2 separate regions of the Mus musculus genome follow, and region 2 is linked to region 1. The links are chromatin loops, found by intact Hi-C in ENCODE. Cell type or tissue: gastrocnemius. All regions are shown on one strand. Links, peaks and the distances in the headings refer to the core of each region. The heading gives the core; the rest is flanking DNA. Region 1 holds the start of Cep295 (centrosomal protein 295). Region 2 holds the start of 4931406C07Rik (RIKEN cDNA 4931406C07 gene).

The links. A loop is a pair of places that touch in the nucleus more often than their neighbours do. Peaks named below come from ENCODE experiments on the same cell type or tissue, not always from the same donor. Only the 100,000 strongest peaks of a DNase experiment are listed, where the experiment ranks them.
Region 2: a loop joins it to region 1, with 2.9 times the contacts of the local background. A loop is called at or near these places in 5 of 42 quality-filtered maps.

The regions. Positions count from the first base shown.
Region 1 is chr9:15,352,732-15,363,922 of GRCm38, reverse strand. Cep295 (centrosomal protein 295) reads left to right here and starts at 6,135. Exons shown (of 27, transcript NM_176976.4): 1 at 6,135-6,297; 2 at 9,187-9,317; 3 at 10,824-11,024. The coding sequence starts at 6,180. In gastrocnemius, for the core only: no CTCF peak of the experiment used is centred there; a DNase peak (open chromatin) is centred at 6,118; H3K4me3 peaks cover 1,533 bases; H3K27ac peaks cover 1,276 bases.
Region 2 is chr9:15,299,793-15,310,983 of GRCm38, reverse strand. 4931406C07Rik (RIKEN cDNA 4931406C07 gene) reads left to right here and starts at 4,817. Exons shown (of 9, transcript NM_001199485.1): 1 at 4,817-4,947; 2 at 9,471-9,617. The coding sequence starts at 9,563. It overlaps Taf1d (TATA-box binding protein associated factor, RNA polymerase I, D), which reads right to left and starts at 4,770. Exons shown (of 7, transcript NM_029248.2): 1 at 4,701-4,770; 2 at 3,163-3,256; 3 at 2,069-2,459; 4 at 950-1,125; 5 at 575-626. The coding sequence starts at 3,230. In gastrocnemius, for the core only: a CTCF peak has its summit at 8,778 (motif pointing left); DNase peaks (open chromatin) are centred at 3,843, 4,782 and 5,218; H3K4me3 peaks cover 2,649 bases; H3K27ac peaks cover 2,398 bases.

The DNA of each region.
Region 1 (11,191 bases), core at 1,506-9,505:
TGTACTTGTCTAGCATTCATGAGGCCCTCAGTTTAATACCTACCACTTCAAAAAAAAAAAATCAAACAAACATGTAAAATTCAGATTTGGTCCAGCAAATCAAAGCAGGATGTGAGAGCCTGACTTTTCAACCATCTCCTGGTGTCTCTACTACTGCTGGCCTGGGCAACACTTTAATCAGCAACTGTTTAAATGTGTATAAGGTATTGCTATGCTCATGGGCAAGGAAAATAATTTTGCTGCTGGTGTATTTTGTTGTTCTTATTTTTTTACTGGATATTTTCTTTATTTACATTTCAAATGTTATCCCCTTTCCCAGTTTTCCTCCCTCCCGAAAACACCCTATCACATCCTCCCTCTCCCTGCTTCTATGAGGGTGTTCTTCCACCCACCCACCCACTTCCACCTCCCCACCCTAGATTCCCCTACACTGGGGCATCTATCGAGCCTTCATAGGACCAAGGACCTCTCCTCCCACTGATGCCTGACAAGGCCATCCTCTGCTATATATGCAGCTGGAGCCATGTGTACTCCTTTGTTGATGGCTTAGTCTCTGGGAATTCTGGGCAGTCTATTTGATTGATATTGCTGTTCTTCCTATGGGGTTGCAAACCTCTTCAACTCCTTCAGTCCCTTCTCAAAATCCTATTAGAGATCCCGTGCTCAGTTCAATGGTTGGCTGCTAACATCTGCCTCTGGCAGGGCCTCTCAGGAGACAGTCATATCAGGCCCCTTTTAGCATGCATTTCTTGGTATCCACAATAGTGTCTGGGTTTGGTAACTGTGTATGGGATGAATCCCCAGGGGGGACAAACTCTGGGTGACCTTTAGTCTCTGCTCTACACTTGACCTCCATATTTGCTTCTGTGAGTATTTTGTTCTCCTTTTAAGAAGGACCCACACTTTGGTCTTCCTTCTTATTGAGCTTCCTGTGGTCTATGAATTGTATCCTGGTAATTTGGAGCAGGGTCTCTCACTATATAGAGCAGGGTGGCTTGGCACAGCCCAAATGGCTTCAAAATACAATTTTCCTGCCTCTGCCTCCCAAGTACTATGATTTCACATTGTGTTTTCTAGCCTCACTTTGGAGATAATTTTAGATGAAGAATGCTACACAAACAGGATTGTTTCTCATGAGACAAATGGAAGTGAGTCAGATGGTAGCAGTAGAAATGCTAGAATGGATGTTGCCTGCCTTGGGTCGGTAATGGTGGACAAATCATACTGTGGTCTTTTATAATTATGCTTCTAAATAAGATGGTTGCAGTCTATTTGGATTTACAGTTTGAGCGTATTTTTATTTATTTATTTATTTATTTATTTATTTTATATGTATGGATATTTTGCTTGCAGGGATGTGTGTTCCACTGAAGCCAGAAGAGAGTGTTGGATCACCTGGAGCTAGACTTACAGACGGCTGAGAGACACCCTGTGAGTGAAAGCTGGATATGGAAGCCTGAACTTCACTATGGACAACAAATGATGAAAACCACTGAGCCATCTCTCCAGCCTCACGGCTCGAGACTTTAAAATGTTGCCTTTACGGATGCTGTTAGATGGCATGGGAATTTCTGGCGCAGGTGTGTTCAGCAAAAGTTCATACTTTTATCCCCGAGAGCTTCAGAGAAGGTACTTTCAGCTAAAGCAAGTGTTCATACACCTGAATCCAGCAGCAAAACTAATGCTGACTCTACTCAGCCCCATTTGACTGTATACTCTTCTAGGTTGTAAATTATCTTTTTCCTTTTTTTGTCTAGACTTCCCTGTCTTTGTAAGCATGTACCCAACAGCTTAGAATCAATGGTCTTAATGCATGTCATAGGAATGATACGCCAAAGAGACTTAAATGATGGAAAAGTGGTTCTCATTTTTTTTTAATTTATGTGTTTTGTCTACATTTTGTATCTGTAGCACATGTATCCATGGAGCCTGCAGAGGTCAGAAGGGGGAACTGGAGTTAGGAATGGTTGGGAACCACCACGTGGGTGCTGGGAATGGAACCTGGGTTCTCTGCAAGAAGAGCAAGTGCTCTTAACTGCTGAGCCATCTCTCTAGCTCATGCTTCTCATTTCTTCCTTGAGTAAAGGCCCTGTGCCATGGCTTTGAAATGGTACTTGTAGTTTGGAAGTGTCTAAGCCCATCTTTTCTTGCATATCCAGTCTCACCACCATTGAACTGCCACTTGTGGTGCTAATATCTGGAGAGCCAGAGTGGCAGGCTGCTTCTGTTCCTGAAAGATATTCTTTTCTTTTCTTTTTTTTCTTTTTTTTTTAGTTGTTTGATGAATAGGCATCTCACTGCACATCCTTAGTTGGCCAGGAACTGGCTATGTACCTTAGACTACTTCAAACTTGTGGTGATTCTCCTGCCTCTGAGTCCTGAGTGCCACGATTACAGGAGTGCACACCACAGGACACTCTTTTGATTTTATACATAAGACTCTGAGGACTCCCCCCACTTAAATGTTAGGGGTTTTCCCCAGATATGGTAAGAGATTAAAGTGAACTCAGAGCTATGAAGCTATCTCTTCATTCTCTTGTATGTGAAACTTGTGCTGTGACTTGAATGCATTGTCTCCTCGGTGTCAGCCTGGCAGAGCTTGCACTCTACGTGGTGGTGCTAGCTGGGAACTTTTGATAGTGGGGCCTCGTTTGAAGGTGTTGATCATTGACCTTGAGAGAATATCATCCTGGACTTGTTCCCATTTTACTCTCTCTTCTTCCTGTCCACCAAGATAGGAACTGCTTCTTGTTTTCTCTGCTGGGATGGACTGAAGACCTCTAAAACTGTAAGGTAGAATAAATCTTTCTTCCCTCCATTAAGTTGTGCCTTCCAGGTTCTGTGGCCACATGATGCTAAAGTAACCAATGCTCCAAGCTGACTTGACTTCAGCTATATTCTTAAGAGAAGCAACAAACACAAAAACTAGCCACACTAATGTCACAATGCTTCCTCTGACCAGCAGTGATTGTTTACTCCAAGGCCAGGTAAATGGTCCAATGAATAAAGTATCTCTGAGTAACTATGTTCATATCCACAGCACACATGTAAAAACAAGGCATGGTGGTGTTGTGGGTACAGGGAGTGGATGTTTGGAGACAGGTATATCCCTTAAGATCTGTTAGTCTTACTACCACTCAATCTAGCTCTGGGATCAGTGAAAGACTTTGTTACAAAAGACAAGATGAAGAGTCATAGAAAAAAACATCTGGCACTAACCTCTGACTTCCAAACATGTGCACACACATATGCATGTGCACACTTGTGTTCAAAGACACACACACACACACTCATTCCCAATGGGTGGACAACATTAGAATCTAAGCATATCTACCTTCTCTACATCTCTAAAGTTCAAAGACATAATTAAAATCAAAACCAGAGTCTTAAAACACATATTTAAAAGTCCATTTTCAGTTTTCTTCAGTCAAAAACAAAGTATTATGGGATGTGGTGGCCATGCCTTTAATCCCAGCACTCAGATGGCAGAGGGAGGCAGATCTCTGTGAGTTCAAGGCCAGCTTTGTCTACACAGCAAGTTTCAAGACAGCCAGGACCACATAGAGAGACCCTGTCTCCAAAACAAGATTTATGAAAGAATGTATTAAAAATCAAAATGTAGAAAGTAGCACATGTCATGTACTTTGTGCCAGGCATTGTCCTAACAGCTTTAAATCTCACAGCCACCTTTGGAACAGTTTTACTACATCTGAGTTGATAAAACTGACTTCTAGGGGAAGTTCAGGAATTAGCACAGAGTCAGAGTTGGTAAACTAGAAATTTACAACCAAAAAGTTGGACTCTAGAGCCAACGTATTAAACATTACTTTGTTTTATCCCCCATGATACCAGATATCATGTCTACAGAGATAAATCTATAGCCTCACAAGTCAGGATGGCACATGCCTTTAATCACAGCATTAGGAACATAGAGGCAGAGGATCTCTGTGAGTTCAAGGTCAGCCTATCTTTATGTCAAGTTCCAGAGCATTCAGTGAGATCAAGTCTCACAAACAAAACTTCAGCCTCTTTTAATTTAGAAAACACAGAACTCCATATTGAAAGCATCTTAAATTCAGAGTTCCTGTCAGAAAATACAAGTGAACAGGTGTACACAGAGTTACCTCTTTGTGCTCTCTGGTGTATGTCACACTTGTGCTTTCAGATCAGCTTGTGTTGTCACCTGATTCTCAGATTCATATTCTAGTTTGAACTAAAAAAAGAACGTGTTCATTTTTATTGATTCCAAGAACAATTACTGCAAAATACTGTGGTTTACCCACTTTAGGTCATATGCCCATCACAATAGCAAGCGAGCTAGAGGGTTGCAATGGCCTGGTCTTGGCCATACCTCTGTGACCTGGGGTGCTGGGTCTGTATCAAACGGCAAAGTTCTTAAGAAAGAAGCCTAAGCAGATAATCTTATACTTTTAAAAAATATGCAAACTGCCTTCACATGCCTTAATCGTTGGGTCTCCATGGACCATGGGAAGAGGGCAGGCCAAGTATAACTAAGGACACCACAGTGGATTAAGCTGCCCACAGCATCTCTCATAGAGATAACTTCCTCCTAACTTGAATTGGGCTGGCCCTCGTATATAACCAATAAAATGCGGCAATTTTTTAAAAATTTTATTTTTATTGAATATTTTCTTTAAATTTCCAATGTTATCTCCTTTCCCAGTCCTCCCACCCCCGAAAACCCCTATCTCATCCTCCATCCCCCTGCTTCTATGAGAGTGTTCCCCCACAATGTATAGGCTGACACTCTCTCACCCTACTGAGCTTGCTCTGATCCCTCCTGGTTTCCTATTCAAAACAGAACATGTCTCAAGCTCAGATTTCCACTTGAGTACTTTCTGCCCAAGACGCCAGCTGGGTAGAGCTGTCCAGTCATCAGGTCAGCAAATGACAGAGGGGTGTCAGGCAACTGAACCAAAAGTGCTTGCTACACCTCTTCTTCCAGACTTGCGACCAAGTGAACATGCCTCTGCTGGGAATGGTGCATGAGTTTAATGCAGATGGATCTCCTTATGGCAAGGCCTGAGGAGTTGGGTCCCCACATGGCAAAGACCTATGGGATATTGGAACAGAATCTCCTGGCCTTTCCCCAAGGAATGCTTGGTTCGCTTTTGCCTTGCATTTGTGTGTTTGACTTTGTTATTGGAAGTATTTGCTTTTACTTTGTTTGTGACAGATGTTTCTCTAGAATCAGAAAGTTTGGACTGTGATTCATTCCTATTTGTCTCTGAGGCCATGAAAGTGGAATAGACCACTACTCCTGTGTTTGTTAATAATGATGCGGTTGGTCAACAAGAGGGCCTAGTCTGTGTACACCAGCTAACATCCAGATGTTCTCTCCTTATGGTTACTTAGTTCCAACAATTTGCCCTACAGTGCTGTTCCAAACAATAGTTACATGGGTATTAAAAGCTTAAGAAGGTCTTTCTGGATTGTTGGTTCCAAGACTTAACAGGAATATTCAGAGGTTACACCAAGCAAGGATGAGCAACTGACTCGGTTTACTAATTTGCCCTGGGCACTAGAGGAATGAGATTTCCTAAGGGGACAGGCTAGGTGTCAATAATTAAATCAGAATTTCTCGGGTATGTAGTTTATCGCCTCTCTGTACTGTATCCTCAATTGGTTATGTATCAATGTGCTGGGTTAGATATTAGCCACGTGCTCAATCTATATTTCATCTTTCTTGATACTGTTCATGGGTTAGCAGGAAACCGTGGCGACTGAGAAGGAAGTACAGTGTGCACTTGGTTGAACATAGGAAGTTCTTAAAAGAGACGTGGAAAACTAGATGTATAAATAAAGGTAGTCTGAGTTGTCTCGGTGTCAGAGTATAGTATGTGAACTGCACTTCCTGGTCCAAGTCTTCCGCCGATTCCACACATCCTCCTTCATGTTCTGAACCCGACCCAGGATTGACTGCCGGCGACAAAACACCACAGAGCAAGTGGGACAAGACCCTGACAGTTGAGAGGGATAATGGCCCGTTGCGCAAGCTGCGCGTGCGTGCGTGCGTGCGTGCACGTGGGCGGGGCTGCGCGTGCGCCGAGCTGGAGGTGGGCGGGGGCTTGGCACGGCGCGGCCTTCCGGGCGGCCCCTGCGGAGGCGGTCCTAAGCTGGTTCCCGCCGTCCGATCCCGCCATTGGCGGGCCGTTTGAATGACGGAAGTGACGAGAGCCGGGTCATGGCTGTCCCGCAGGTACCCAAACGGCTGCTGGGTAGCCGGCCGGGTGCGGGTGCCTGTGTGTCGTGAGGCCAGACCACACACGCTGTCAGGTGAGTGACGGAGGCCCGCCAGGGTTCTTCTGGCTGGCCGCGAGCAGGCTGGCGAACCTTCCGGCCCTTTAAACCGCCCCGAGGCCGGCCCTACAGAGAGCTCGGCCTTTCTGAGGCATCCGCCACCCGTAGCTCTTCTGGTACTCTTCCTACACTCAAGCTATGAAAAAAATGGCAGTCTCATTCGAGAGTGTTAGTTCACCCTGTAATCCCAGCACATGCAAGGCAGTGCTGAGGCAGGAGAAATGCCTCGTGTTCAAGACCAGCCTAGGCAATAAACCCTACAGCAGCGAATGGTTGTCGTCAGTCTTACATTAGAATGTGTTCGGCGGTTGGGTAGTAATTAAGCCACACGTACATATAGTACAGCCACGTGTGGTGGCTATTACCCCCTTACACGGAATAAAGTTAACAAGGCCCAAGGGATTTGAAACTTGGCTTCTGCCTTTTGCTAATGAATGGCTCTTGCATCCACATCTATTAATTTTTTGGTTACTGTGTGTCAGATACTGCCTAATCCTTAGAAGGAAATCTATCAAGATAAGCCCTACTGTGTCCATCATTATTGGACACTTAAAACACAGAACTTGAAGAGTCCACATGGGTAGAAATGACTAGTGAACAAGCCAGGTAACAGGATTCTACTTAATAGATGCAGGAGGAATACTTGTCTCCTATGGAGGACAACTTAAAATGTTCCTCTCTTGGAGCCTCAACCATCCTCAGGAGTATTTTCTTAAGAATTCAGTGGAGTGTATTGGAAAAGGCTTTTTTTGTTTTGTTTTGTTTTCCGAGACAGGGTTTCTCTGTGTAGCCCTGGCTGTCCTGGAACTCACTCTGTAGACCAGGCTGGCCTCAAACTCAGAAATCCACCTGCCTCTGCCTCCCGAGTGCGGAAAAGGTTTTCAATTCAAGCAATTACTACTGTTTGACATTTGTTCTTCGATGAAGTCATGACTGGGTCTGCCATGTAGTACTGTATATGGATTAGTCACTTTCTCGTTCAGTCCACGCTGAATTATTTATAAGATGCAAGACAGTTTTTTAGACAAAAGAGATGAGGTGATGAATAAGATCATACTTGTCCTGACCACAATTGTGATAAAGAATTCTCTGTGAAAAGGAATGGTTTCAAGCTGGGCATGGTGGCGCACGCCTTTAATCCCAGCACTCGGGAGGCAGAGGCAGGCGGATTTCTGAGTTTGAGGCCAGCCTAGTCTACAGAGTGAGTTCCAGGACAGCCAGGGCTATACAGAGAAACCCTGTCTCAAAAAAAGAAAAAAAAAGGGGGTGGGGGTGTAGTTTCTACCAGGTGACCCAAGCAGCTCATTGAAACAGTATTTTTAAGTTGTTATATTTGAGCATTAAGAGTTTTTAAAACTATAGCTACTATCACTCAGTTATTAAGACCCTGTCTACAAAAGACGAGTAATAATGAAAAGCTAAAGGAAAAGCTATCCCTATATGAATATAAATAGTCTCTAGTCTAGGTGAGATGCATATGTGAAGGTCATTCATAGAGGACAGCTCCTTAGCAGCATCTGAGCTCAAGCTAGCAGTAAATATCCAGTAATACATTTGCCTGCCTCATCACTGTAAAGAGACCAGGGAGATGTGCACTCATCTCAGTTAAGATCGTGGCATGCTGTGCTAGGAACAGGTTGATAGCAGAATTACTTGGAAAGAGTTTCAAATGACACCAGTTTTCACAGAGCACATTCCTCTAGATAGGAGCATGTTAAAGAAAACTCTTAAGTTCTAGAGAAGAGGAGTGGGATTGTAGTGCAGTGGAAACATGAGCATGTATGTGCAAAGCCTGGAGTTCCATCCCAGCACTGCAGAGACAGGAGGAAGGTCTAAGGGGGATATCAGCAGCACCCAGCCTTAGCAATAGAAGAGGAGACCCAGGAATCTAAGTACTTAAGCCATTATAATTATCCCATAGGGATTTTTAAAAATGGTCATCCAAAAAAAAGTATCCTGTTAACTTTTATATCTCCTTGACACAGGTTAGAGTCACTGAGAGAACATTCAATTAAAACATGCTTACATAACATCTGCCTATAGTCATATCTGTAATACAATTTCTTGATAAATTATTAATGTGGAAGGGCCAGACCTATTGTATGCGGTGCCGTCCTTGGGCAGGTCATGCTGGATGGGATAAGAAAGTAGTTGGAGTGAGCCAATGACCAGCACATTACCATGCAGACAGATCCTCTGTATCAGCTCCTTGCTTCCATGTTTCTGCCATTTGAGTTCCTGCCCTGACTTCCCTTACTGATGGACTGTGATATACAAGCTGAAATAAACCCTTTATTCCCAAGTTGCTTTTGGTCATGGTGTTTTATTGAAACAATAGAACCCTAACTAATACAACATGTTTGTAATTGTTGAGGGATATTTTAAACGAAGCCCATGGAATTGATAATATTCCATGAGATTTAATGGTGCTAAGAGATCAAATTATGTACAGCAACCCAGGGACCCCTAAAGTTACCTTTTTATTTTTATTAGGTACAGGTTATCAGTGTTAAGTTGTACTTGTGAAAACATTTGTTTGATGCCAATACATCTTTTAAGTGCTTAATAAAGTATGGAAATGCCAAGACAGGGAAAAAAGGTCTGAACTATTGTCAGTCAGGTATAGATGGGGGCGAATCTGTGAGTTCTCCCCACTCTTCATTTTCCTCATCCAACTGACAACCAGTGAACTAAAGAGCAGATTCAGAACTATAACTAAGTTGGACTTAGTTTACCTGTATACAGTAAATATAGATTACCCTTTAAATATTGAAAATATTAACATGAAGTTTTAAAATCATTTTGTTACCATATTTCAGTAATATATTTCATAGGCACTCATCTGTTTATTTCTCCTCAATTCAGATCCTTTATATTTAACATACTCAGAAATGAAAAGAAAGGGAATGAATACAAAGCTGAGATTGAGCCCTAGTGAAGAAGCCTTCATTTTGAAGGAAGATTATGAAAGAAGACGAAAACTAAGATTGCTGCAGGTATCATTTACTTGGAGTTTTTTGTCTTCCTTAAAACATTCATATATTTTGGATTAGATTGTTATAAACAAAGTTCATTTACAAGCTTTTTCTGTCCTTGAAAGAGTCCTGGTTCTTGCTTATTTATATTTGAAAAATAAGCTGGTAAGTAGATTTGAGAAGAATTGAAAGATATTGCTTAACTCAAGTATTGGAAATCAGTTATTTAACTATCTATTTTTTAGAATTGTTTTATTCTTTGATAATTGCATATGTGGATAGACTATATCTAGATCATTATTCACCCCTCTCTTCTCCATTTTCTCTCCAACTTTCATATTTTCCCTATTTCAGTCTTTTTTTTTTAAATAACCCAAAGTTCGTTTAATTCTTCCTGCTTTTGCATTGTGCCATCCATTGGAGCATGGGCAGTTTACTGTGGGACCATATTGCTGAAGAGAACTGTCCCCCAGCAGCTGTCAGCTCCCAATAGCTCTGTAGTGAGGGTGGGGTCTCATGAGCCCTCCCTCCGCTCAGGAGGGCTGACTTACTTGATCTTGTGTCAGCAAGATCCATGCCTCAACACTTACCTTATGTCCAGAAGACGTTATTTGCAGAAATCCTCCTCAATTTCTGGCTGTTAAAATCTGTCCCATTTCTCAGTGGTACATAGTTGGTGAGCATTAGGAAAGGAAGCTCAAGAAGAATTTGGAAAAGACTATTGGGAAGATGAAACAGACTTACTGACATGAGTGTCTTAAGACAAATTTGTTAGGACAGTTTAGATTTCCCTTTCTAGCAGTCTAAAGCTTGTGTGAGTCATGAAATAGATTCCACCTAGAATCAGAGGCGATGTGCTCCAGAGAGGGGGCTCTCATCGAACCTTAACTGTGAAACTTGTGAAATCACCTTATTCTTAGCATCTTATGGGTTATTAGAGGGAGGGGAGATGAAACAAGATTTTTTTTTAAAGATTTATTTATATGGGTACACTGTAGCTGACTTCAGACACAGTAGAAGAGGGCATCAGATCCCATTACAGATGGTTGTGAGCTACCATGTGGTTGCTGGGATTTGAACTCAGGACCTCTAGAAGAGCAGTCAGTGCTCTTAAACACTGAGCCATTTCTCCAGCTCCACAAGATTTGATTAAGTAATTTTAGAAATACCTTTGAGGGCTGCTGAGATGGCTGAGTAGGTAATACTGTCAAGCTTGGCAGTCCAGGTCCTCAAGTAGGGACCCTCACGCAGGTTGTCTTCTGGCTCCTGTGCTGTACCACACACACACACACACACACACACACACACACACAAATGAATGCAATAAAAATTTTCTAAATAGTCTTTCCCTTTTTTTTCTCTCTGTCAGTGTAACTTTTTTTTTGCTAACTATAGTCTATGTCTAATGAGTATTTAGGAAAATAATAGACCTGAAGAGAATTCATTTGCATTCTTATTCTCAGTTAGATTTTTTTTTTAATGTTTAAACCCCCTTCATGTATTTTATATGAAATACTCATCTTTCAGGTTCGAGAACAAGAAAGGGGCATTGCCTTCCAGATAAGAGAAGGCATAAAACAGAGGCGAAGTCAGCAGGTTTCTCATTTGGCTGAGGAGCTAAGGGCAAAATGGGAAGAAGCACAAAGCCAGAAAATACAGAACTTGGAAAAACTATATTTGGCAAGTTTAAGACATATGGGAGATGGACATCGACAGGCTAAAGAAAATGTAAGTGGTGAGAGTTCATCTGATCACTGATGGAGACAGTGTGGTTATATTAAATTGATTTATTGAATGTTTACATGATAAGCATGTTTTTAATGTGTAGAACTGGGAGAGGCAAGCTGACCTTTATTTTTAAAATCAGTTTAATCTACCATGAGAATAATGGTGTA
Region 2 (11,191 bases), core at 1,332-9,331, 53 kb after region 1:
GTGAGCCACCATGTGGTTGCTGGGATTTGAACTCTGGACCTACGGAAGAGCAGTCGGGTGCTCTTACCCACTGAGCCATCTCACCAGCCCACTGGCTTCTTCTCTTAATTAAGACTAAGATTCAATTCCTTGCACCTACCAGTTCCAGGCACCAGGCATACACCTGGTATACTTACATGCAAACAAAACATAATACTGAGTTTAAAAAAAAAAATCTTAAGACTGGAGCCAGGCAGAGATACACATTTTGTAAGCCAATAGCAGGAGCAAAGACCATGCTGGTAGGTTAATCCACTGGTTTGAGGTCTCAAGAGGCCAGTCTAACCTCTGGCCTCAATATCCTACAAATATTCAAAGCTAGCGTTATAACTCAGCAGTATGATACCTTGGCATAAATATAAATGTGGACAAGGCTTCAGACCCCAACACTTGGGACTAAGAGGAAGAGTCACAAAAAAAAAAAAAAATCCTTGGTTATCAAATAGCCTAAATAGTAGTTCCACTCTTAAACAAAAATTCAATAGTATACAACTTGTACATTCTGTAAATGAAACAATAAAAATCAGCCACTTACAACCAACTTGATATCACATTCAGCCTGAGGATTTGTTGCTTCATCTTCAGTTCTGTAACATTAAATGGAATGTGTCACAAATCTTACCTAGTATTCTGATACCATTGAAACCTATAGTCAAAGAAAAATAATCCTCCCAAAGCTGATGTCCTGTGCACATTACCTCAGATTAAACAATCTTAAATGGACTAGAAGTTACGATTACTACTGAAGAATTTTATAGGATCTTCATTTTATAGATGGCACACCCACCCCAGCACTTGAGAGGCAGGTAAATGAGTTCAACCCTAGCCAAAGCTGTACAGTAGTGAGACTGTCTTTAAATTAGCTTAAATATGACAAACCCCATAAATTGCCCTTCAAGATCCAACTTACAATGGCTCTTCAATAGGAGAAAGTGAACCATCATCATCCATGTATTTGTGCCTCCGACTGTCAAGGTCTTCCTTTTCTAAATCTTCCCCAGCATGCATTTGCTTCAAGCATTCCTTAAGGTGGTGTTCATACTTGAGTTTTTCAATGTGGTGAAAAAATCCTCTTGCAACAGCTTGCTGCAAGTTAGAACACACAATTCCTTAAATATTAAAACATCATATACTAATTATAATCAAGTTTGAAACTGTACCAAGAGGCTAAATAAACAATGGCTTGCCGTTCATCAAAAGGACCAGATGTGAGAGCACAGAAACCACGTAAATGTTATGTGCATGATGGTTCTACTGTAATTCCAGACTTGGGTAGTAAAGACAATAAGAACAAGGTGAATAGGAAGACAACCCAAACTGGCAAGCTCTGCCATGTCTGCACGTGCATACACAAATAAATACAAAGTAGACATTAATCACTGATTACATTTTCCGACCACTTGCAACCATTCAACAGTTAATACTCAAACATTTGAGAAACCTAAGTAGTATCTGGGTACTTGGGTTTTTCTCTCTAGCCCTTGACTAGTTAACTTTTAACTGTCAATTTGGCATAGCTCTGAATTACCCTAGAAGGGATCCTCAACAGAGGATCTTTGTATGATTGCCTAGATTGTGGGTGGGTGTTACCATTCTGAGCAAGAGGTCCTAGGCTAACAATGCCCAGGACCAGCAGCTTCCTTCATGGTCCTATTCTCCAGCCCTTCCTGGGACTTCTAAAAGTGGGCCTTAAATGGTACCATACCTTCTCTCTCGCCTGTACTCAAAGGATTGACTACTGCTGAAAGCAAGCTGGGTGTGGTGTGCTTCAGAATAGTCTAGAGATAATATAAGGGACCTCAAGGGACCCAGCTGGAGTACAACTCCATAAATCTGTGTGCACACTGATAAATATGCTTGTGCACATTTCTCTAGTGATGCAAGAGATGAAAATTGGAGCACTTTATATGGATGTCACTATTGTTAAAAGTAACAATCTGTTTCAGGTGTCCCTCAAACAATTAAGAATGGCCAACAAACCATTCAATCTTACCTAATGTATTCACCTACATTTAAAAAAAAAACTCACCTCATATGTTAAAATTTTCTTCCAAGGTAAAGGTTTTCTTCCACTCTCAGATTCTAAGAATGGAAACACAGCTCCTTTGTCTTTAATTTGTTTTGCATCTATTTGCGACCTTCTAGTGATCCTCGTTCCCGATGGTTTTCCTCTTGGTCTTCCTCTTGGTCTTAATTTTGGCTCATATTTTCTCTTTTTCCTCTTTTTCCGTTTCTTTTTTTTAAATCTTTCAAAAATAGCCTTTAAAGTCAGAGGCCTTGGTTCTATAGAAGAGTCACTTGATGAATCTGTTTCAACACTTGCAGGTAAAGTAACACGTTTCACAGTAGGGTGTCTTTGCTTTTGTATAGGTGAAGGAGCACACTGAGTTTTAAATAAGCTGCCATCAGAGGAGTCATCACTAAAACAAAAATGAAACTGCATCAGTTATCATTAGCTATAATCCTCCCCGAGTTTCAAGGCCATGCTCCCAATCATGCATTCCTTCAGTTCACAGCTCCAACAGCCTTTACTGCCCTTAGAACACCAGACAAAAGCATGACAAACCTAAAAACCATGTTAAAATTTCAAAGTGCATTTCTTCAAAGATCAACCCCCTAAAATCATACCCAGCATTTTAGAATAGATTCAGTACCAGTTAACCACTAGTACTTACTATTATATCTAAAACAAGACAGTTGGTTAAAATGTTCAGTTTTAACTTTCAAAAGCACCACTTAATCACTAAAGCTTCCACTATCTACCTACTAAACAAAAATGGGCCAATAAAACCAGAACTAGCCCCCCAAATGTAGTTTTCTTGGAAAAAATAAACTATGTTCCATTCCTACATGTTCAGGTTGGTAGAATTATACAGTTTTAATCAAACTGTCAAGCTAATATAAATGCTAATTGAGGTTCTCTCTATCTATTTTAAGTACAAGCATTACAAATAACTTGCTGGAGTGCAGGGTGTGGTAACATGCCTTTAATCCCAACTCTTGAGAGGTAGATGGGCAGGATTACCTGGGTGAGGGCAGCCATGGCTCTATCTACTGAGATGTCTCAAAAATAAATTGAACATTTGGACTGAATCTCTAGTTTACCCACAAAAGCTACCTTACCTTTGGTCTCCAGTATCTCCAGCTCTATCCGATGCCACACAGACAGAATTCACTTCTGATTGAGCCATCACTTTTCGCGGCCTTTCCCAATTTTCTGCAATCACAGATTTCAATGATGTACCAGCAGTCTAAGTTCAGCATACTCCTTCCCACTGTGTGAATTTCTGTAAAATCCCTATGGATAGTACATTTTATATCTACTTTAAAGCCTCTGAGTGGGCTTGTTTCCAGTATCCACATCGGGTTGCTCACAATCTCCTGTTAACTCCAGCTCCCTGTTAGTGATCTTTTGTCTTCCAGAGTACCCTCACACATATGGCATAGTTTTCTTTAAATATGTGAGTGAAAACAAGAAGCCACATTCCAATGCAGTTTGTTTTCTCACTAAATCTACCCCCAAAACCCGACATGGCTTTAACCACCACCTAGCCTCACAGTAGCATTTCTAATTCCAATCTGGGCTGCGAACTCGACACTGAAACAGAGTTCGGGTAGTTGGGATATGGCGATAGTGGCTCAAAAATCACTACTGATCAAATGGTCACAGGCCTGTAATCCTAACAACGTGTAAAAGAACCTTTAGATTATGGCTGAGACGATAGCCTAGCAGTTAAGTATACTGTCAATGGCCGGGCGTGGTGGCGCACGCCTTTAATCCCAGCACTCGGGAGGCAGAGGCAGGATTTCTGAGTTCGAGGCCAGCCTGGTCTAAAAAGTGAGTTCCTGGACAGCCAGGGCTATAAAGAGAAACCCTGTCTCGAAACCTCCCCCCCCAAAAAAGAAATGAATAGAATACTGTCAATGGACTAAGATGAGACTCCCAGAACTCACATGCCAGCCTAAAAATAGCTGTAAGCAGTCCTAAGAGATTCGATGTCCTCTTCTGGGCTCTGTGAGCACTGCGTGCACGTGGTGTAGAAATATTAGGCAGGCAAAACGGCCATATGTACTAAAGGAGAAAAGACTACAGTTTTCCTAGGCTACACAAAATCCTAGAACTAAAAATAATCACAACTTTCGAGGATAAGAAAAACAGGGTGACTACGACCTTAGATTGCAAAATGCCCGCTACATGAATTGCTTTTTTAAATTAACCCACCAAAACTGAAATTTAAGGTTGACCCGGTCGCCCCAACGATATGCCTGTGAGTAAATCAAAGATAATTCCTAGGAATCACTCCCACCTGTACGCTACTTTACAGTTCCGAGACTACAAGCTTTGGAGGCCACGTGGTGAGCTGCGTCGACTATGCGCCGTGGGCCCGCTGCAAGACCCTTTCGGAACGTAACCTAAGAGATGTGCGCAGGCAGCACGCGACCCCTTACACGGCACTAAAAACGCCCTCCAGGCCCAGAACACCTCGGCCTCTCCCAACAGCGACCCGGAGCCTCGTGCGGCCTGCGGATGGCGGGATTCCGGCCCGCTGCTCTGGCCCTACAAGAGCGCCGTTTCCGCGCGGACCGCAGCCCAAAGAACCCCGCCCTGCGGCCCCGTCGCCCGCAGCAGACCTGAGCGGCCACAGTGAACAACCGCTTACCTCTTCCGCCGCGTCGAAAAGAGCGCTCCCGGCGCCCAGCAGCCGGACTAGGACAAGGACGAAATCTCGCGTGAGTACACGTTGGTGGGCGTGGCTGTGCGTGTGGTGGGCGGGCCTCCGGGAGGGGCGGTACCCCGGCTCTCCCTTGGCCTAGAGCTATCAGAAAAGACTGGCAGGAGACTAAACCTGTGTTCGAACCTGAGTGGAAAGAAGGCCTTCCTGCAAGTGGGAGGACACTGCGGGCCAGGTGAGCGTCGATTTGTTGTGGTGACTGAGCCCGCAGTGTGCCAAGCTCTCTGTCAGACTAAGGGTGGCATGTGTTATGGATTTCTGTACTGTCCCTGTGTCCTCACTTGCCTCCTACTTTTTTTTTTTTTTTTTTTTGGTTTTCGAGACAGGGCTTCTCTGTGTAGCCCTGGCTGTCCTGGAAGGCACTTTGTAGACCCGGCTGGCCTCGAACTCAGAAATCCACCTGCCTCTGCCTCCCGAGTGCTGGGATTAAAGGCGTGCGCCACCACGCCCGGCACCTTCTACTTTTTGACCCCTGCACACACTGTCCAACAGTCTGTGGAATCCTGCAGCATTGACTCTGGCTTTGCACCCATGCAGGTCCACTAGGACTAAGTTGTAAGGGAACATTACAAACACCTTATTGAGTGCGTGACAAGATCTGTGGTGAGAGGGCAGATATTACTATCCCTTGAGTTCTCATAGACAAACACATTTCAAATGTAAAGTTGTTGGCCTAGAGATATAACTGGATTATAGAGAGCTTGCCTAGTGTACATGGCACCACGGAGAAAAAAAAATAAAAACAAAAAAAGCAAACAAAGACCTGTGTGTGTGGTTAGATCAGTATGAATATAGGGTCCTATGTGACTGAATGAACTATTTGCAAAGCTGTAAAGCCAGCCTTGTGCTTGAACCCTACTAGTCTAGTATATCGTAAAAGTGTGGTATATCATAAGTACCTAATAATTAGCAATATATTGTGTGCAATATATTTGGAAGAGAGAAGTCCCCTCTAGGTGGAAGATGGGCACTTCTCCTGGTGCTGCAGGATTATTCTGAAGTCTTCCTGGTGTCAGCCAAAGGGGCCATTTCTTCACTGCTGATTCAGCTTAGGGTGGGGTGCATTCTGGATTTACAGACCTGCCTTTGAGTTTGTTGTTGTTGCTGCTGTTGTTTGACACATGTCTCTTTATGTAGCCCTGACGATCCTGGAACTTGATTTGTAAACCAGGCTGGCTTTAACCTCACAGAGAACCTCTTGCCTTTACAGCCCTCTGCCTCCAGTGCTGGAGCTAAACATGTGCACCACCATGCCTGGCTTGAACCTGCTTTTGAATCCTGTTTCTGCCATGTAACAACTGAATGATCTTGAATAAATTTTGTTTCCTTTTCTGTACAGTAAGAAGTACAATATGTCTGTCATGGATTTGAGAATTTTGAGGGACTTTAAAGGGCCTGACAATTTCTGAATACAGGATGGCCTTAATCATGACACTCAGCATGATTGTCACCGTTAGCCTGTTGCTTTCCGTGTCGTTTCTCCCCCTGCACGTTTCTCTACCCTGTGTCTGAGCCATTGGCTCCCACCACTTACATCAGGAAAGTAAATATCTGCCTTCATCTGGCTGGAAGCTGTGCTGGAGCAGCTCTGACTATCGATGGAAACCATTCCCTTTGGCTCCTAATTCCAACTCCAACCTCTGCACACACGTGTTCTCCCCTGCCGTCATCTACACAAACGTACATTTCTAAACCAGTTATTCGGTCTGGAGAGTCCCATGGTTAGACTTTGTCTCTATTTTGGTAGGAATATAAAACAAACTGATTTTCTTTTAAGAAAGTAGAAAGTATAAAATTAGGGATATTGCTGGGCGGTGGTAGCACATGCCTTTAATCCCAGTACTCTGTGAGTTCGAGGCCAGCCTGGTCTACAGAATGAGTTCTACAGGACAGACAGGACTAGACAGAAAAATCTTGTCTCCAAAAGGGGGGTGTTACTCTAATTTGAATTCCTATTATTCCTATTATTCTACTACAAGTATAATCATCTAAAGTGCTTTCATTTTCCTCACTATATACTGAGCTATACTAAGACTGGGTGTGGTAGTACATACATCGAACTGGCCCAGCACTCAAGGGATCCAAACAGGAAGAGCACAGTACCAGACTAGCCTGGGCCATATAGTGAACCTTATCTCAACAAAAAATAAAGTAAAATCAAGCAATCAGCATTGGATTAACACACTGCTCATTGAGCAGATTGGGCATGTCTGTATACTAGGCAATATCTCTGGACGCCTGGTACAAAGTGTGATAGACTGTTAACATGGGGCATCTGGGTAAAGAGTGTGGAAGCTAGATTTGTATATGATATATCAGTCTTAAACTATTTCAAAGAAAATTAGCATGTTTTACTTCTAAACCATTAAAAACAATCAATTGAAAAATATGTTTAGAGTAATTCAAGTATGATTATAGCAGCTGGGACCTATTTTCAATAATTACTTATATTTCATTGGAAACACACGAGTATATGTGTTAAATAATTAAAAGACAGTAAAAACGAATGTTTGGTAAAGTACTAAAGTAAATGTCACCTATTTCAGCTACCTTGGAGGCTGAGGCAGGAGGATGATTTGTGGAGACAATGTAGGGATCCTATATCTTTAAAGAAAGACTGTAAATATAAGGTGCTAAATATGTACAATGGCACGTTCATGGAAGATATATGTTCTGAAAGTATGGTCAAAAATAGAAATCGTAGGCCAGAGATGGCTTAGGGGTTCTACGTGCAGAGAGAGCTGACTCCTGCAAGCTGTCCTCCGACCTCCACATGGGGGTTGTGGCATACACACAAATAAATACTTTTAGTGAAATAATTTATTAAAACGCCTAAGCCTAAGAAACATGAGCCTGTAGAACTGGCTCAGCAGTTAAAAGCACACACTGCTTTCCACCCGGACTGAGCTCCACTCTCAGCACACAGGTCAAGGCTTCCTTGTCAGCCACCTATGATTGTGCTTCACTGGAGACACAGAGGCAGGACCTGTGAGTTGGAGGAATTCCATTATGTAGACAGGGTATGGATAAGTGAGGGACCCACTTTTCATTTGCTGCGTGAGCACTTTTAAACCCAACCATTCTGATTAAGGAGGTGTTCCATTAACAATATTGAGTGCTAGCTACTCCCATGGTGCTCTGGGAGGCAGGAATGCCCTCAGTGATTTGACTGTCCTGTGCTGTGATTGGCCCTGCCTGTCTCCGCCCTGCCCATCTCCTTTTCTTTCCCTGACTCCCTCTAGCCATGTCACTGAGCTTGCTTATAAGGCTGATTTCCTGAACAGGGACATAAGTACCAATCTATGAATATGTGCTTGGTTTTTTGTGAAGTGCTTTTGCCATGCATTTTTGGAAAATATAAGATTATGATTGATTAGGTTACCAGATTAATCGAACGCTAAAAGTACTTACCAAGTAAGTATATTTATTTATAAATTAAAGTAAAAAAAGACTTTCAGAATCTAATCATTCATAGGTTTCCATTTCAATTGGTAACTAAAATTTTCTCTTATTAATATGACAGATAAAAGGAATAATTCAAATTAAGGAAATAAGATTTTTTTTTTTTTAGCTTCAGGGAAAAAAAAAAAACAAACTCCTGTTATACTATTATAATGCCAGACTTTGTTGTTTTGTTATTACTGAGGTCTACTTTTAGAATAAAATTTGTACTCTGTTTAAAAATAATAAGGGTGGGTAGTCAGGCCAGCATGATCGCTCAGTGGGTGAAGTTAGTTACCAGTAAGCCTGACTGAGTTCAGTTCCTGGCATCCACACGGTGGAGGAGAAACCAACTCCTACAAGTTGTCCTGTGACCTCTACAGGTATGCACAAGGATACACACACACACATGCATGTACATACAAACACAAATAAATGTAGTATTAAAAACAGTGGAGGGCTGGTGAGATGGCTCAGTGGGTAAGAGCACCCTACTGCTCTTCCGAAGGTCCGGAGTTCAAATCCCAGCAACCACATGGTGGCTCACAACCATCCGTATTGAGATCTGGCGCCCTCTTCTGGAGTGTCTGAAGACAGCTACAGTGTACTTACATATAATAAATAAATAAATCTTTAAAAAAAAAACAGTGGAATAACTCTAAGACAATTAACTTTTAGCTTAAATGTCAAATATAGAGTATCGACTAAGAGATCGAATACTGTGAAGTATACACATTGTATTTACATACACATGCACACAACTGTAAAACTAATTAATTACTTGTAATTCTTAGTGCATATATTTTGTTTGAAGACCATATTCCTAGACCGTCTGTTAGGAAATCTCAGGTCTAGGCTAAGTACAGCACTCCATGAGAAACTGCTTCCCTGGCTTACTTGAGCTCCTGGCTCAATGCCAGTACCAAACAAACAGAAATGAGAACAGAAAGGAAAAAAGTATAAAGAGCAGATTCATATAACAGTGCCGGACTGGGATGTAGCTGAACACTGCCAGGAAGGAAGAAGAAAGGGAGGAGGGAGGGAGGGAACAGAAAAATAGATCAAAAGGAAGAAGGAAAGAACAGCCTGTAGGGCAGAGGTCCCTCGGCCCTGCTCACATGGACCTGGCAGGAAGTTGTGTGAACTCTGAGTGGCCTTGGGGCACTTTGCCCTCCTTATGTAAGTGAACTCTGAGGATATGAAACCTCTGTGGCCTTTGCCTTCATCAAGTAACTGAGCTCCACCATTCATTTCCAGAGCCGGGACTGTTCCTGCTGGTGCCCCGTGAGCTCTCGTGGTGGTCAGCCAACAGCTGCGGTGTCTGAGCAGCCTTGCTGAGAGGAAGGAGAATGGCTTGCAGTGAGTTTTCCTTTCACATGCCAAGTCTGGAGGAGCTTGCTGAAGGTAAAAATGATGTTAGCTTTGGGTGACTGACTGGTTTTTTAGTTTGTTTATTTTGATTTTTCTGAGACAGGCTTTCTCTGTGTATCCCTGGCTGTCCTGGAATTCACTCTGTAGATCGGGCTGGCCTTTAACTCACAAAGATCCTCCTGCCTCTTCCTTCTGAGTATTGGAATTAAAGGTGTGTTCCACTAGCCTGGCTAACCTTTGGGTATGTAAGGACTGTTTCAGGAAACAAAACCAGAAGCTCCCTGAGGTACACACGCAGCTAATGACCTCTCTATAGCTTATTGAAATAGGACTTTTGATACAGAAGTTTTTGCTTCAGTAACTGTTCAGTATTATTTTTATTTTTAAAAAATCCAAATTTCTATGTCTCAGAAAAGAAAACACCAAAGTTGTATATGTTTTAAGCTGTGTTATTTATAAACATTTACAATTCTTATTCCATCTTGATCTTAACAAAATAGAAGTTGTTTAATTCAAGATCCTTAGCATCACATGAAACTGCACATAATAATACCTTAAAAGCCAGTCCCAGGCTGGTGAGATGGCTCAGTGGTTAAGAGCAACGACTGTTCTTCCGAAGGTCCTGAGTTCAAATCCCATCAACCACATGGTGGCTCACAACCATCCGTAATGAGATCTGATGCTCTCTTCTGGTGTGTCTGAAGACAGCTACAGTGTACTTACATACAATAATAAATAAAAATCTTTAGGCCAGAGAGAACAGAGGTCTTGAGTTCAATTCCCAGCAACCACATGATGGTTCACAACCATCTGTACAGCTACAGTGTACTCATATACATAAAATAAATGAATAAATCTTTTAAAAAATATTCTTCCAAGAATAATGACCATATCTCTATTTCTAGTGATATAATTATTCTCCCAGAAGTAACCATCATATTACTATTTATAGTGATATAAATTATCCTTCCAGAAGTACCCACCATATCAATTTTTATAGTGATCTTGTTGCTACCACCTTTATGCAATGAAAATTAGCAAAGGAACCCAGAGAGTTGTGCAATATTGACAGTAATAATATTCTTTAAATACAGTCTGCTGGGGCTGGAGAAATGGGTCAGTGGTTAAGAGCACTAGCTGAACTCAGATGACCTGAGTTCTGTCCCCAGAACTCACATGGTGACTCATAATTGTCTGTAATTGTTAGTTCTAGATGATTCGGTGCCCTCATCTAGCGTCCTTCAGCACCAGACACACAGGTGGTGCACAGACATACATGTGGTTATAGCACTCATACATATTAAAAATAGATAAATAGGGCCGGGCGGTGGTGGCACACGCCTTTAATCCCAGCACTCTGGAGGCAGAGAGGCAGGCCTGGTCTACAAAGTGAGTTCCAGGACAGCCAGGGCTACACAGAGAAACCCTGTCTCAGAAAAAAAAAAAAAGAAAAAAAAATTGTTTCAGAAGTGGATGCTCACAGTCAGCTATTGGATGGAACAAAGGGCCCTCAATGGAGGAGCTAGAGAAAGTACCCAAGGAGCTAAAGGGGTCTGCAACCCTATAGGTGGAACTACAATATGAACTACCCAGTACCCCAGAGCTGT